2 separate regions of the Mus musculus genome follow, and region 2 is linked to region 1. Evidence: chromatin loops called from intact Hi-C (ENCODE). Cell type or tissue: left cerebral cortex. All regions are shown on one strand. Each heading gives the region's core, and the rest is flanking DNA. Links, peaks and the distances in the headings are about the cores only. Region 1 overlaps Trpm7 (transient receptor potential cation channel, subfamily M, member 7). Region 2 overlaps Snrnp200 (small nuclear ribonucleoprotein 200 (U5)).

The links. A loop is a pair of places that touch in the nucleus more often than their neighbours do. Peaks named below come from ENCODE experiments on the same cell type or tissue, not always from the same donor. Only the 100,000 strongest peaks of a DNase experiment are listed, where the experiment ranks them.
Region 2: it touches region 1 in a loop (3-fold over the local background); 4 of 42 quality-filtered maps call a loop at or near these places.

What each region holds. Positions count from the first base shown.
Region 1 is chr2:126,840,213-126,848,615 of GRCm38, reverse strand. Trpm7 (transient receptor potential cation channel, subfamily M, member 7) reads left to right here. Exons shown (of 39, transcript NM_021450.2): 6 at 1-119; 7 at 2,371-2,542; 8 at 4,142-4,316; 9 at 5,637-5,760; 10 at 7,800-7,872. Among named protein-coding and RNA genes, the nearest start is that of Trpm7, 32 kb to the left of the region's middle. In left cerebral cortex, for the core only: no CTCF peak of the experiment used is centred there; no DNase peak of the experiment used is centred there.
Region 2 is chr2:127,211,467-127,219,869 of GRCm38, reverse strand. It overlaps Snrnp200 (small nuclear ribonucleoprotein 200 (U5)), which reads right to left. Exons shown (of 45, transcript NM_177214.5): 4 at 8,078-8,270; 5 at 7,466-7,521; 6 at 4,965-5,063; 7 at 3,669-3,821; 8 at 3,417-3,516; 9 at 3,121-3,257; 10 at 2,558-2,641; 11 at 2,305-2,478; 12 at 1,860-1,997; 13 at 1,362-1,517; 14 at 671-841. Among named protein-coding and RNA genes, the nearest start is that of Snrnp200, 7.3 kb to the right of the region's middle. In left cerebral cortex, for the core only: no CTCF peak of the experiment used is centred there; no DNase peak of the experiment used is centred there.

The DNA.
Region 1 (8,403 bases), core at 178-8,177:
CAAAACATGTTGGTGATGCCCTCAAAGAACATGCTTCCAGATCATCTCGAAAAATTTGCACTATTGGAATAGCTCCATGGGGAGTGATAGAAAACAGAAATGATCTTGTTGGGAGAGATGTAAGAAAGGTTTTTTTTTTTTCTAATGTCTTAAATTTGAGCTTGTATATAAACAGAAATAATGCTAGCCAATTTGATAGACTGTATCATACTTTCACACTAAGTTTAAAACAAAATTTCCAGTGGTCTTTTTTGATCCTTTGGAATATGTCTATCAATATAAATGCTTATAATGGTGTTGGTCCTTTTGTTTTCTGTCTTTAATGTAGAATGTTATTTTAACATGTTTTCCATATTAGTATTTGTAATTGATTTTCTTTTCTTTTCTTTCTTTTGTTTTTGTTTTTCAAGACAGCGTTTGTCTGTGTAACTGTTGCTGTTCCCAAGGCCAGGCTAGCCTTGAACTCAGAGATCGAACTGGTCATTATGTTAGGGATTAATCTTGTCACCAAGAGTAGGAATCAAAGGCTAGTGTTTTATTCAAATAGATTGAAGATGTGAACCGGTTTATGAATATTCATCAGGAGCCTATTAAAGTAAAACTGACTGGGCATGATGGTGCAGTGCCAAGGCCTTTGGGGTGGGTGCCTGAAGGTCTTAGGTTCATTGCTGATAGGGCACCTGCAGGGGAGATGAGTCACCAAAGGAAGGGAGTCACTCAATGATCAGGGGAATTTAGCAGCTCTGACTCGCAAGTACTTTATACAAGTTTCACAGAACAAAGACAGACTAATGATTATCTCAAGTGGTACAGGATATATTTTGATTTTTCATTACATGTCCATGGTTATAAGTTTAGTTACAATTAGAAAATACAAACATTTTATTATTAGCTCAGTAACTCCCATTTGAAGAATATAAAGAATGTCTCCCCTGAAGCAAACACATTTATTATATGACAGCCTGCTTTTAGACACTCCAAGGCAAACAGAAAATATCTGAACCAGTCTTTTTATGAATAGCAAATACTAATACCTAACTTAATTTACTATGTGTTTCATCATTTACACTGTAAAGTAGGAAAAGTTTACTTTAGTCAATCTATCTTATTTACTGAATTGTACTCCTTCAAATATATACATTGTACAACCTCCTATCTTCATATTTTCAGAGAGCTCTAAGCCTTTAATAAAAAAAGAGATCTTGTATCTGTAACCTATTCTCCTGGCTAGTCAGTTTGTCAGTTGACTCTGTTTACCCTGTACCAGTTATGCTGTTTGAGGTTGCTCAGGGGCAGAGACCCCAAGAACATTTCTGGAGTAATGGCCTCATCTAGCTATATGCACATCTGTAATTAATGATGTCCAGGGCATAAGGAAAACTTGCACATAGTGGCCAGATAAAGTTAATTTTTTTTTTTTTTTTTTTTAAAGATTTATTTATTTATTATATGTAAGTACACTGTAGCTGTCTTCAGACACTCCAGAAGAGGGAGTCAGATCTCGTTACGGATGGTTGTGAGCCACCATGTGGTTGCTGGGATTTGAACTCTGGACCTTCGGAAGAGCAGTCGGGTGCTCTAACCCACTGAGCCATCTCACCAGCCCCGATAAAGTTAATTTTAAGATTTTCTTTAAAAAACTAAGATATAATTTTTCTCAGTAAAAGAAATAAAATTAATCATAATGCAGAAAGTCCCCAAGAATATAATACAGAGAGACCAAAGCCCAAAAGTTAGAGATAAAGCACAGAGGTTGTAGCAACCTGCTCAGCTTTGCTGGAACTCTTAGCAAGCAACTGTGCTGGCGTTGTGACTCTCCGTGTACCCAGTGGATATTGCTGTGCCATTGCAGGCCTTTAATTCCAGCACGCAGCACATAGAGGCAGAAGCAGACCAGTTTCTGCGTTTCAGTCAAAGCCAGCTTGATCTACATAGCAAAGTTCCAGGCTACTGGGGCTATATAATGCAATCCTGTCTTTAAAAAATAACCAAAAGGAAAAAAATCTAAATTGTGGCAATCATTTTCAAATGGTACTGAATTTCTAATCTCTGTTTTAAAAGGCTATATTTATGCTTTGGAAAAAAACACATTCACATTTTGCTGCTTTTTCACATTTGCTGAATTGGACTTTACTCATTTCAATAGATTTATAATTAGTACTGTATATTTTACTGTTCCTTTTGTATGCAATGATAAAAAACATGGCTCAATTTATTATTGATCTTCAAATATTTAAAAGCTTGTTCTTTTTCTTTATATATGAATGAAAATAGAATTGTACTTTTTATCCCTGGATTGCTTCAGAATTTATCTTACACTATGTTACATTCAGCTCCCTTCCATTGACTCTTGTTTTCGTTATTGTTTAGGTGGTTGCTCCTTATCAAACCCTATTGAATCCCTTGAGCAAATTGAATGTTCTGAATAATCTACACTCCCATTTCATCTTGGTGGATGATGGCACTGTTGGAAAGTATGGGGCAGAAGTCAGACTGAGAAGAGAACTTGAAAAAACCATTAATCAGCAAAGAATTCATGCTAGTAAGGGAGTTCATAGATTTTTTTTAACTGTTAAATTATTCAAAGGTGTATTAATAGCCAGCAGCATGCTTGAAAAGTAGCATGTTCTTTGAAGTAAGTACACTTCTTTACTTACCAAGAGAACCTACAAAGCAACCAAAAATGGCCAATCTTAAACAAAATGTTAAGACCTAGGAAAAGACATCCTAAGCCAAGTTCCATATTTATGTTTCCAATCCAAGTCCAAAAAGAAAAGAGTTTTGTTGCTGTTTCATTGTGTTTAAAACAAAACCAAAAAAACCTATGATATTGTAAACCACTGTAGTTCAAGGTACTTATTAACAGCCGTAATGTTTGTAGTCATTCTAATACATGACTTTGACAGTCAAGATAGTGTTATAAAAGGAGCAGTATCACTTTGTTAAGAATTAGCTTTCCGGGGCTGGTGAGGTGGCTCAGCAGGTAAGAGCACCCGACTGCTCTTCCAGAGGTCCTGAGTTCAAATCCCAGCAACCACATGGTGGCTCACAACCATCCCTAATGAGATCTGACTCCCTCTTCTGGTGTGTCTGAAGACAGCTACAGTGTACTTACATATAATAAATAAAAACAAAACAAAACACCATGACCAAAAAAAAAAAAAAAAAAAAAAAAAAGAATTAGCTTTCCTTAAACTTTACAATGTAGGTCTGTATTGCTGTTGGCAAATGGGTTTTAAAAGTTAATATTCTTGGAGCAGATTTTTCTTTCCAACTGTGGCTGAGCTTTATCCTTCAACATCTATATTTTGTTACAATCTGAAGTAATTCTGTAACCCAGTATCCTGAGAAGGTGAACTCTGATGAAGTGATATGGAAATATAACATAACAGAAGAGCATACATAATAGAGTCACACTGTTTGTGAAATTGAGTAATTTAAAGAAATATGTTTTGGGGGCTGCGAGTGCTTGTTATTCTGGCAGAGGTTTTGCGTTCAGTCCCCAGCACCCAGTCAGTGTCTCAGACCATTTCTACTCCTGGGGGAGACAGTGTATTCTTCTGACCTCCCTTTCTAAGATTTATCTTTATTTATATAATACCGTAGCTGTCTTCACACACCAGAAGAGGGCGTCCGATCCATTACAGATGGTTGTGAGCCATCATGTGGTTTCTGGGAACCTCTGGAAGAGCAGTCAGTGCTTTTAACCACAGAGCCATCTCTCCAGCCCAAGACTTTCAATAGTATCACAGCTCTCAAGGGACTGAGACTAGAGGCATCCTTGGGTTATACATATAAGACTTTCAAAAATAATAAAAAGCAAAAGCTAGACATACTAAGCCACAAATTAATCCTAACATATCTTGTCAGAAAGAAAGTCAATTAGTAAAAACACAAAGGCTTATCTTCGGTTAATACACACATTCTAGTTGCTTGAACAGATTTCAGTGAATAAATGTTGAGAGCTCTTGTTATAGGTGCTCGGTTTTTTATAAATATACTGGTTATTGCTAACATTCAGTGTTCAAGGTAAAGCCAACTGTTTCACATGTAATTTTATTTTAATTTTTTTATTTAAAATAAATAAGATTAATTTACTGAGTTTTCTCATATTTACTAATTAAACTTTTACCCTTTTCAGGAATTGGGCAAGGAGTTCCTGTGGTGGCTTTGATATTTGAAGGCGGGCCAAATGTCATCCTTACAGTACTGGAGTACCTTCAGGAAAGCCCCCCAGTTCCAGTTGTTGTGTGTGAAGGGACAGGCAGAGCTGCAGATTTACTAGCCTATATCCACAAACAGACAGAGGAAGGAGGGTGAGTGTAGAGTATAGCAGATTTTACAATATAGAGTGTTATAGCTTATCCAGTACTGAATTCCTTTGTTTATTTAATGAGAATGAAAATCTCAGATTCAATAAAATGCTTTGTTCAGACTTAAGGCAGTAGCTTGTCTCATACATTATTGGAATGAAAGTATAATCATCTTTTTTATTTTTTTTTTATTCAAAAGATTATTTTGATAAAAACATACCTTTAACCTGATAGTTTAATTTCACATAATGGTTTCTACAAGTAAATACTCATATAAAGTTTTTGTTGTAGGGTTATTTGTACAAGATAAAGACATAGAAAATCTACCAAAAGAGGTCTAAATAAGTTATGGCATGTCTATATAGTGGAATGATTGCAGCTGAGGAAGGATGGGACCTGTGTATTAAGTCACTCTACTCCCCTGTGGCAGCACAAACACACACACACATACACAGAGGCATGATGCAGAGTAGTGTAGCTCTTATGCAAGGATGACATGCAAACTTGTGAAGCATTCCTTCCTTTTTTTAAAAAAAGATTTATTTACTTATTTTATGCATATGAGTGTACTGTAGCTGTGCAGATGGTTATGAGCCTTCATGTGGTTGTTGGGAATTGAATTTAGGACCTCTGCTTGCTCCGTTCAGCCCCGCTTGCTCTCGTCCAAAGATTTATTTTTTATTATATATAAGTACACTGTAGCTGTCTTCAGACATACCAGAAGAGGGCATCAGATATCATTATGGGTGGTTGTGAGCCACCATGTTGTTGCTAGGATTTGAACTCAGGACCTTTGGAAGAGCAGTCAGTGCTCTTACCCACTTAGCCATCTCGCCAGCCCACATTCCTTACTTTTAAGAAGAGTTAAGAAAATTACATTACTAAACAAGATCTCAGAGCATCATAGAGGCTAACAGTGATTGCTGGAAAGAGCTGAAGTGTAGAAGGCAAAGCGAATAGGAAAGGAGATTCTGATCATGAACTGCTGCATTGTGGTACTCTGATGCATTATAGTGTCCATGTTTAAGATAACTTGGAAATTTATTTTATAAGCCATAGTATAGAATTACCCTTATGATACCTTGTAATATCAGAGTACTAGTACTACATCACATGCTTTGTTTAAAGCATTCACAAAATAATTCAAAATGAAAACACATTATTACTCTCCTTATGCCAAAGATTTAATAGTAGGCATCTCAGAAAATTATTATTGAATAATTAGTACAGAATCTCTAGAAACCTTGCTTGGGTCTACCTGTGTTTCATGTTCATCCTACAGAGAAGATGAAATGAAGTAAATTGATTTTCTTCTTTTACCAGAAATCTTCCTGATGCAGCAGAGCCTGATATTATATCAACTATCAAGAAAACATTTAACTTTGGCCAGAGTGAAGCAGTTCATTTATTTCAAACAATGATGGAGTGTATGAAAAAAAAAGAGCTTGTGAGTAGAGTTCAGCCGAATAAGTCTCTTATTTATTCTAATTTATACATTATTTCATCTTTGTGTGGTTTTTTTTTTTTTTTTTTTTTTTTCGAGACAGGGTTTCTCTGTATACCCCTGGCTGTCCTGGAACTCACTTTGTAGACCAGGCTGACCTTGAACTCAGAAATCTGCCTGTCTCTGCCGCCTGTCTCTGTCTCCCAAGTGCTAGGATTAAAGGCGTGCACCACCACCGCACGGCTAAAAAGACTAATATTCAAGTTGTATTAAGACTATATTTATTCTTTTAAAGGAAGTATTTAAGTAGTATTTAAGAAGAATGCAGAAAAACAAGCAACATGGCTCCATGGCCACTGGTGCTTGCCACCAAATCTGATGACCTGAGTTTGATCCTGAAAGTCAACTGGTGTAAGGAGAGAACCAACTCTCACACATTGCCTTTGACTTGTGTATGCTGTGTGCAAATCTCTCTCTGTCTCTGTCTCTCCCTCTATCCCCCCCACCCCCAACAAGGGGGCGGGGGTTATAGTTGCTAGTGACTTCCAGTAAAATGTCTGGGAAAGTATTTTAAGACTACAAGGTTAAAAGTCTATGCTGCTTAATTTTATATGTGTGAACACAGGCTTATGTTTTCAGAGAGAAAATGTACAGCTCTGTCGATACATAGAAACATGGATTTGTTGTCACTCCTTGGCCTTTGTGCCTTGATGAGATGCTGATTTGCCTTGTTTTGACTTTCATTGCAAGCTTTGTTCTCCATGAAATGAAGTTAGTTGAACTTTTTACAAGTTCAAGTGTAGTGATCACCTTTTACTTTCTGAAAAGTACCTAGGTAAAAGCTTCCTAAACAGTTTTATATTTCACTTGATTACACTCCTCACCACTATGCTGCAAGGTGTAGTGGTGCACACCTGTGATCTAGTGCCTGGAAGCTGAGACTGGAGGGCTGAGTCAACTTCGTAAGAATTTTTCTTTAAAAAGGGGTGGGGGATATATTTATCACTGGAGTAAGTGTTCACTCTGTCAAAAGAACAGCAATATTTACTCTGATAGTAATCTCTTGCCTCTACCCACGAATTGATTGTGTCAGCTAACAGACATAAGATAGAGTAAAAAGAAGTGACTGATATGGAACAAACAAGCCGCATGCCTTTAGTTAGTCTAGGCACACAGGAGGAAGAAGACAGACAGGGCTACTTAGGGAAACCAGTCTCAACATAACAAAACATAAAAGGGAAAAGAAAATACTGGTTTTGGATATGTCTGCTAATGTGTTGTAAGTAATGAAGTCAAAATTTTCTGTTTTGTTTTTAGGGTTGAACTGATATTAGATCAGTTAGGTCTATAGATTTACAGGTCTGTATAATTATAGAAATACGTAAGTGACTACATGTTAAAAAAAGTCATTTTGCGTGTGCGGTTGTGTGGGCGTGCATGCACGGAGGTCACTTTGTGGAGTCAGTTCTTTCCTTCCACCTTTAATGGCTTCTGGAGATTGAACTTGGTTGTCAGGTTTGTGTGGTGTCTTAGTTACTTTTCTGTTGCTATGAAAAGGCACCATGACCAAGGCAACTTAATAAAAGAGCATTCAATGGGCTCTCATGATCTCAGAAGTGAGTTCACGGTCATCATGGTCGGGACCATGGTAGCAGGCAGGCGTGGGGCGGTAGCAGTGCTGAGAATGTGCATGTTGACAACCACAAGGCAGGGAAGCTGCCTGCTGGAATGAAGACTTTGAAACCTGGAAGCCCCATGCCCAGTAACAAACCTTCTCCAATAAGGCACCATCTTCTAATCCTTCTCCAGCAGTCCTACCAGTGGGGATCACAGCGTTCAATCATGTGAGCCTGCAGTGGCCATTCTCAGTCAAATTGTAATATATGGCAAACACTCTTACCCACTTTGTCATCTTGCCAGACCTATAAATATCTGTTTCTATACAAATCTACATATGATCATTTCTCTTTATATTGTTTGAAATTATTTGTTATATAATATCTTAGCTTTAAAAATAAAGATATTAATATATTTTTAAATAGATCACTGTTTTTCACATTGGATCAGAGGATCATCAAGATATAGATGTGGCCATACTCACTGCACTGCTGAAAGGTAAGGGTTCTTTGATTTTGTTATGAAGCAGGGTCTTTACATAGCCCTGGCAGTCCAGGAACTCCATAGATCCTCCTGCATCTACCTCCTAAGCGCTGAGATTAAGGATAATAATGCTCAACTAAAAAGGTAAGATTCTAAAAATATGTTATCTTTAAAGTATGTCCTATAAGATAGGAATTTTTTTGTGTCAAGGTCAGAGAAGTTGATTTTTAAATAGTTGTTCTTCTTCTTTGGGTTTCTCTGTTTAGCCCTGGCTGTCCTGGAGCTCACTCTGTAGACCAGGCTGGCCTCAAACTCAGAAATGTGCCACCACTGCCTGGGTTAAATAGTTTTTCTTTATGAAAGACGCAGGTTAATTTTAAATTGTCAACAAATTAGTTATGTAGACTTAGTTTGATGTCTTGTAGATTTAACTGGATGGATGGATTCATTCATTCATTCGTTCATTCATGTGTTTTTTACATACACACATGAAATGGGATGTATTTTAAAAAATGACTTTAAAGATATTCAAGTATTTAGCTGATA
Region 2 (8,403 bases), core at 247-8,246, 370 kb before region 1:
AAAAAAGAAACAGAACTAGGGGCTGCTGAGATGGCTCAGCAGTTAAGAGCACTGACTGCTCTTCCGGAGATCATGAGTTTAAATCCCAGCAACCACATGGTGGCTCACAGTCATCCATAATGAGAAACAAATAAAAATCCTATGGGCTGGAGCAAGCGGAGCCAGAACAAGTGGGGCTGGAACAAGAGGGAGAAGGATAGGGGAAAAAAAAGGAACAAAAAAAGAACAGAACCAGTAAACACAGGCAATCCAATGCTCCCTGGTCCTAACACAGTCCAAGAATAGTCATGTGTGGATTTTGGGTGCTTGTGAGAAAACTCCAAGAAAAAAATGACCAGAGTCTTATGATCGTCACTCCTGGAACATGTTTCCATGCTCCTCCCAGGTGTGGGGTATAGAAGTGAGTTTATATCACTATTGTTATTCATATGCCTCTCTAGAAAAACATGTTTGGCCATGTGTGGCCTTGTCCTTGCAACTGAACACCTTAGTCATGTGCTTCTTGTTAACCCTCAGAGTATAAATTGTCTGAATGAATAAAGCTGGCTAGTGCATGGGACTTTAGTCTGACTCGTATTTAGGCCCCACTCTCCCAAGTTCATGCCACCAACTAGAGTGCCAAACACTCCTTGACACAGTTGTTTTTTCCTTCCCACTCTCTCCCACTCACCAAGACAATGAGTCGCACCAGCTGGGTGTAGGTGCGCTCCCCGCCCTTGCGTGTGATGATGTCCCACTTCTCAGGGGTGCAGACGATAATCTGTGTGGCACTGATTTCCTCCTTGCATAGCTGGTGATCCCCAGTCAGCTCAGCAACAGTGATGCCATATGTGGCCAGGCGCTGGGGAAAGAAATCATCATCAGCAATACTGAGTGATGGGGCTGGAGATGCAGCTCAGTGGCAGGGAGCCTGCCTAACGTCTAAGAATGGTAGACGGTGCCTGAAGGGCCTGGCAGCCATTTCTGTGCTGTGGACAAGGAGAAGTTAAGTATCTGGTGAGTCAGGAAAGATGAACAAATGTTACTTAAATCCCACTCGGGTAGAGGCAAAGGATCTATGGAAGCCCTTCATGAAGCAGGAAAGTGGAACTGGGGTAAAAACCCACAAGCTATAAACCATATTCATTCCACATAAATATTGTAAGATGCAGTGAGTCCATTAAGAAAATACAACAAAGATGGTGTCCATGTAAGTCAGGTCAAGACAATTTTGCCTCAGAAATTACTTGGGTCAAATTCTACCTTGGAAATGGCAAAAAATATCTAGAGTTTCCCTAACAAAAGAAGCAGTAATGCATAGGCCCCTCCCTAGCACATGACCAGCTGCAGTTAGTATCTTCTGGAGAAGTTATACGACTTACCTTTCCAAAACTGCCCACCATCTCCTGGACCAGGGACCGCATGGGAGCTATGTAGATGATCTTGAAGTCATCCACATTGATTGTGCCGTCCATGTTGATGTGTTTCCCTATCTCTCGGAGCATACACATCAGGGCCACGTTGGTCTTGCCCGCACCCTAGACGGGGGCAGAGACAAAGCCTCTTCATCTGCTATGGGCTACCACCAAAACAGAACTGACCCTGGGACTGCCCCAAGTAACACTGCCCCAGTGGGTTGTCCATCACAGAACAGAGAATAGCCAGAGGTGGCATGCTATACCTTTAATCACAGCACTTGGGAGGCAGAGGCAGGCAGATCTCTATGAGTTTACAGGCAGCCTGGTCTATATTGTAAGTCAGGTCTAAGGCTACATAGAGAGACCCTGACTCAATTGCAAAGAATAAGTCCTAGTTAAGGATTAGTATTTAATTTGCTACCAAAACATTTCAGGAAGAAAAGGAGGCAGATCAGTACTTACAGTGGGAGCACACAGCAGCAGGTTCTCATCAGTCTCCAGGGCAGCACGGTAGAGCTTACTCTGGATCCGGTTCAGCGTTTTGAAGCCCTCAAATCCTGCCTGGGCATACTTTGGCAGCTTCTCCACCGGGAGCAATTGCTAAAGGAAGAAACATCCCACACTTTATGCTCCTGGATCCTTCAGCAGGCTGCCCATTTTTACAAGATCACTATGATTTCACTTTGATTTCCCCATGATTTCATTCCCTGGCAATCGCCATTCATAATTCTCTACTCTAAACCTGTACAGAGAGATCACTATTGCTTCCTGGTCTTGGAATGGGAAAACTCTGGAATAGTTTCCACTCCTAGAATAAATTATCTTTGAGACTAGGTGACATTTTAGTTAATGGCTAACCGCCAAACTGGAAGACAGACACAGAGAACGGAAAAGGCGATTCACTCACTTCTTCTGAGCCAAAGGGCTTGGGCTTCAAAGCAGGCACATGCACCTCTTCATAGCCTTTACGCTGGCGTCGGAAGGACCCGTCAGGAAGCTGGCAGCGCTTATTGGCCATGAAGTGGCTTCCTTGGGTAAAAACAAGGTCCTCCAAATCCAGAACCTGCCTTGGAGCCAGAGCCTGGAAACAGGCAAAGCACAAACAGGCTTAGCAGGTGAGCTTTCCAGCCACAACAGCCTGCGGACAGCCCGGCACTCACCTCTCCACCCTGGTCCAAATCCATGGTTTCCAGATCTGTGTCCATTCGGGACTGACGGACTCTCTCTCTCCGGGACCTTTCTTCCTGCAGCAGGGGAGAAGAAAAAGCACAATCATGTACATTGTTCGCCTGAGTGCTTGTCCCGTGCAGTCCCTTCTGGATTGGGCTTCAATCATGGTGCTAAATCATGTATCCCCAAACCAAAGACATCACTTTATTTTGAGACCTGCCAGAGACTATAAAAATAAGTAAATAAATCAGTCAGAGGTAGCAAACACAGTGGTGATGCAGTGTTCTAAAGAGGAACGTCAGAAGCAGACTGTCAACAATTAACCACCAAAGGCAGGGAGGAATGGTGTTCTACATTAAGCAGACATGCTCTTTTCCCAGGTTGTAGTAAACAGGTTCCCCATGGCACTGGGGATGAAAACAGGATCTCAACCACAGAAATGAGTGTGCTGACTCTAACTTGCACCCTGAGCAACTCCAGAGAACGCAGAGATATGGTTCATTACCTCAAACACTGAACAAGGAACAAGACGGACAGACAAAACAGTCCTTACTCTGATCAGGTCCTCCTTCTCAGTCTCATGGAGCTGATAGAGGAACTTGGAGAGCTCTGGATCAGCTTCCATCTTTCCCACGATCCTCTCCTTTTCAGGTTCACTCTGAGCACTGGCCAACAAGGTACAGTATAAAACTGCCAAACACAATAGGGAGAGAAAGTTGCAGACAGTGAAATAAAACCTCCTTTTATTCCTGAGCAAACAGAAGGTAATTAGATACTGAAGCCAACACAATCCAGCAGACTCTTGCGCGTGCGCACACACACAGCAAGAAAAGTGCATAGTCTACTCACTCATCATCCTGTGCTGCCGCAACACTTTAATGAAGTCAAACGTGTTGAAACCAAGGAGCAAAACCAGTTGGTTCTCACATTCTCGGTCATCACTTGCTGTCTGGAGAGAGAAAATAAGACTGTATGAGTACAGCCATCTGCAACCTCAAACACTGTCCCTGCACTGTCGGCACTGCAGTAAGCATAGCTGCCTTCCAAACACTGACCCTTTCTGACAAGACACATGGAATACAAGTACTATTTTATCCATACCTTCAAAATCTCCAACACCTCATCTGCCTTCTTCTGTGACACAATGGCATCATCATAGAAACGACTGAGCTGTCGCTGCAGCCAGAAGGCATCGATATCCCGAGGGTGCAAATCCTTCTTCTTAGAACTCATCAGTTCGCCTGAGGCTACAAGCTAAGAAGGAAATCAGGCATGTGGCTCACTAGGTCTCTTCATCATGCTCCACCCAAGTTACCTACCATCCCATAGGCTACCTGCTGAGGCCTTTCCAGAAAGCAGCAGCTCTATTACACTGCATTCAGGAGCACACCAGACTAAGATTTCATTAACATGTGTCTTTGGGAAGAGAAACAACTGACTAATGTCCTAAGAAAATCAAAATACTGACTGTTTAATAAGGCTCAAACTGAGGTTGGTGGAACACCTGCAATCCCAGCACTAAGAAGGCTGATGCAGGAGATTCCAAATTCATGGCCAGTCTGAGCTGCCCAGCAAGTTTTATGTCAGAAACACACACACACACACACACACACACACACACACACAAAACACCACTGGCACAGGTCTGTAAATTTACCCCACTACTTAGAAAGCTGAGTTGACAAAGCTCCAAGACTTGCATGAGCTATAGCGTAAGTTTAAGTCCAGCTCAGACAACTTTGTGAGGCCCTTTCTCAAAATAAAAATGTTTTTAGTCTCTTTAAATACTGCTCTATAACTCAGTGCTAGAGCATTCACCATGCACAAGACAGTAAGTTCAACCCCAGAACAACAAACAAACAAAAATAAAATACTCAGAAGGGCAATGGTGGTGCATGCCTTAATTCCACCACCTGGGAGGCAGAGGCAGGCGGGTCTCTGAATTCAAGGCCAGCCTGGTCTACTGATCAAGTTCCAGGACAGCCAGGGTTACACAAGGAAACCCTACCTTAAAAGACAAACAAAACACTCAAATACTCTTGTCATTACAATGTTATCTATGTATCAAATTTTAAAAACAACCCAAATACCCATCAAAAGGAAGTCTGGAAGGCAGGCACAGTGGTCCATGCCATAATTCCAGCATTCAAGAGGAAGGATGAGGAAGACATCAAAAGTTTGAAGCCTGCCTGGACAACAACAAAACTCCAAACCCCAAAAGCTGAGAACGATGACACTAGCTCAGTGGTGGAGCACTGGCCTAGCATGCCTGAAGCTGGGTTCAATCCACAGTAGCCACCACCCAGAAAAACCAACCACGGCTCAGTGAGTGTCTTAGTAAGAGGAAGTCCTTCACTTAGAAGCAAGCTGGCCTACACTAAAACAAACTGTACTTACATTAGCAGAGAGGGTGCAGCGCACAACAGCTTCGTCCCCTTCCATGTCATCATCAGAAGCTTCTTCTCGGACTTCCCCATACACATCTTCATCACCTTCCTATGGAGACAATGTTACCTGTAATACAATCTCAACACAGATGTAGAACTGGCCCTGTGTCATACAGGTCCTGCTTTCTATCACTCTAAGTAAGCTCCATACTTAGAACAACGGCTTTGGGGTAAAGCCAATAGTGTATCAACCATATTCCAGGAATATCAATGGAATGACCATTTGGAATGGGTTTATTAGATGTATCTATCCTCTTTTCTGCTTCTCACCTTAGCTGCAAATATCAAACACTGGGATCATATGCTCCTTCTGAAACACAGATAATATCAAACTAAGACTACTGGCTAATGGAGGAGCTATGAAGACGAATACACAGGAAAGTAGATTGTGAGCCAGAAATGTAGACATCATGCTTAGTTTGCATAATCTCAACTGTGGACTGTGGACTTAAACATCATGTTCAATAATTAACATCTGTTAAATAAATTGCTACGAGCAAGGAAATCTGTATCAGGTTGTTCCTAATTAAAACTACAAATTAACAGCTGGGCAGTGATGGCACATGCCTTTAATTCCAGCACTCAGGAGGCAGAGGCAGGTGGAACTCAGTAAGTTTGAGGCCAGCCCTGATCTAATGAGCTAGTCCAGGACTGCCAAGGCTACACAAAAGAAAACCCTGTCTGGAAAAAAAAAGAAAGAAAAAAAGAAAGGAAGGAAAGAAAGGAAGAGAAAAGAAAAACTCTACCAATTAACTATTCTGTAGGAAGTAGCATTTTGTTTTACTAAAACAGAAACCGAGGCAAAATGACCTGCCTAAGATACAGGCTCAAACTCAAGATTCCTTGGCTCTCAGTTCAGTGCTCACCCTGACTCCAGTAACATCTTATCTTCCAGGACATTTCAGGACTGGTACTTTCTTTTTCAGAACACAAACTCACTCACTGAAAACTCTAAAGTAACCAACTTTAAAAATGACAGGCTGGAGAGATGGCTCAGCTGTTAAAAGAACTGACGGCTCCTTTGAAGGTCCCGAGTTCAAATCCCAGCAACCACACAGTGGCTCACAACCATCCATAATGAGATCTGATGCCCTCTTCTGGTGTGTCTGAAGACAGCTACAGTGTACTTATTTACAATAATAAATAAATCTTTGAGCAGGAGAGAGCAAAGGTCCTAAATTCAATTCCCAGCAACCACACAAAGGCTCACAACCATCTGTACAGCTACAGTGTTCTCATACATAAAATAAATAAATCTGAAAAAAAAATGACTTAAGAGACATGTAGAGAATTTCACTATGTAGCCTAGCTGGCCTCAACCTCTTGACTGTTGGGAATGTAGGCACTGTGTTACCATTCCTGGTTCAACTTTCCTTTTTCAATTGTCCCACTATTCATATTTAGTTATAATCTAGAAGTGGCAAGCTTTAACCCCAGGAGCTGCTACAACAGCTAAATAGCCAAGTACAATTACATCCATACTCTTAGGTGAATATGCATTCTTAAACTAGCAATTAGCCCACAACTCGAAAGCCGTGAATTACTATACTATGGTTAAAACACTCCAGCAGGACACAACGTCACTGAAGATGTGCTTTATCTTTTTTCTTTATTGATTAAATGGGTTCTGACAATTTCATGCACGCACACAATGCATACCAAGCTCTCTCTCTCTTTTTTTTTAAAGATTTATTTATTTATTATATTTAAGTACACTGTAGCTGTCTTCAGACACTCCAGAAGAGGGCATCACATTTAGTTACAGATGGTTGTGAGCCACCATGTGGTTGCTGGGATTTGAACTCTGGACCTTCGGAAGAGCAGTCGGCGCTCTTAACCACAGAGCCATCTCGCCAGCCCCCATACCAAGCTCTCTTACTGCAGCTCCCCACACCTCACGGAGCCTCCTCTTCCCTACACATCTGTTTCTCACACTCATGCCTCCTTGTGTTATTTGTGACCCACTGAATTTAACCATCAGAGACCAGAAGGCTTAGAAGTGGTTACAGGACTGAAGATAATGACCCCCTTTCCATAATCTATCAATAACCAATAGTTAGGTAGCAGGGAGAAGACTCCTCCCCAATCTCTGACTGGGTGTTGACAGGGCCAGTCTTGGACAGGCCCACAGTAAGTAAGTGCAGCTGCTTGAGTTCATGATTGCAATAACTGCACTGTGCCCACAGGATGGCATTTCTCAGTCCTCCTTCCTACTTTCATTGGTCTATCTGGTTTATTATAAACTGTCAGTGTACACCTACTAGTTTAGATTAGCTTCTAAAAGAACCTAACGTGAACCACAATAACTTCTTAAGCAGAATGACACAAAATTTGTAAGTATACCACAAAACACTGTAAAACGCATTTAGCTAGGAATTTCAGTTTATGAGAAGAGCTCCCACTACCTTGGTAACATCACACAACAGAAGGGATCCATTTAAAGCCACTCACCTCCTCATCAGACTCAAACTGCACGTTCACACCATAAGTCTCATCAATGTTGTCATCTGAGGAGATGTGGGATTACAAAGAGAGGGCAGTGGTTAGTGTGGAGACACTCAAGCCCATTTCCTCAGCTGCCTGGCTTGCTTACTCTCAGGCCAGAACACACAGACTTAACCAACACGAAAACAAGCACCAAGGCCTCTCAAGCCTGCCAACCTGGATTCTACCCTGCTCTGCTTCTTCAGCTCCTAAGCCCTCCCTGCTCTCTCTCACTGTCTACACAATAGGTCTCAATTTAAAAATGGCTGCCAGGGTGGCAGAGATAGTTCAGCTACTAAAGGATAAGGCTCACAACCAAACATCAAGAGATAACTCTCCACTTTATTCTTCTTAGGTGGGTTTTGCTTAGGAACCCTGCAGCTGGAACTTGCTATGCAAACCAGGCTGACTTGTTGGGATAAGCCTGTGCCAAAAGGCCTGCAGATCACCATTCTCTTTAAGCAACACAACATAAGCTATGGAAACAATGCTATTCTAAAATTTTAACAAAGATGCTGAGTATTCAACAGAAAGGCCAACAACCACAAAACATGGTCTGGACACAAAGAGCTCAGGTACCCATATTCTGTATCTCCTTGTCGCCACCGTAGTCTGTGATCTTCTTGCCCAGGTTTACCAGCACATGGTATCTGGTATCATCTGTCTGACCCAGCAGCAGGTCAATCTCCCGTCTTCTCTCCTTGTCTCGAAGCTTTTCATTCTTCAGCACAGCCAGGACTTCATCAGCTGCTCCACAAAGAATATCTCGAGGCTGAGAATACAAACAACGTACAACAATAATATGTAGAAGGGCACTGACCAGCTTTGTGACAATATAAAGTAAAGAAGCATGCATCTTCAAAACTACACAAGCTGGAGATGTGGCTCACAAGTTAGGACTGCGT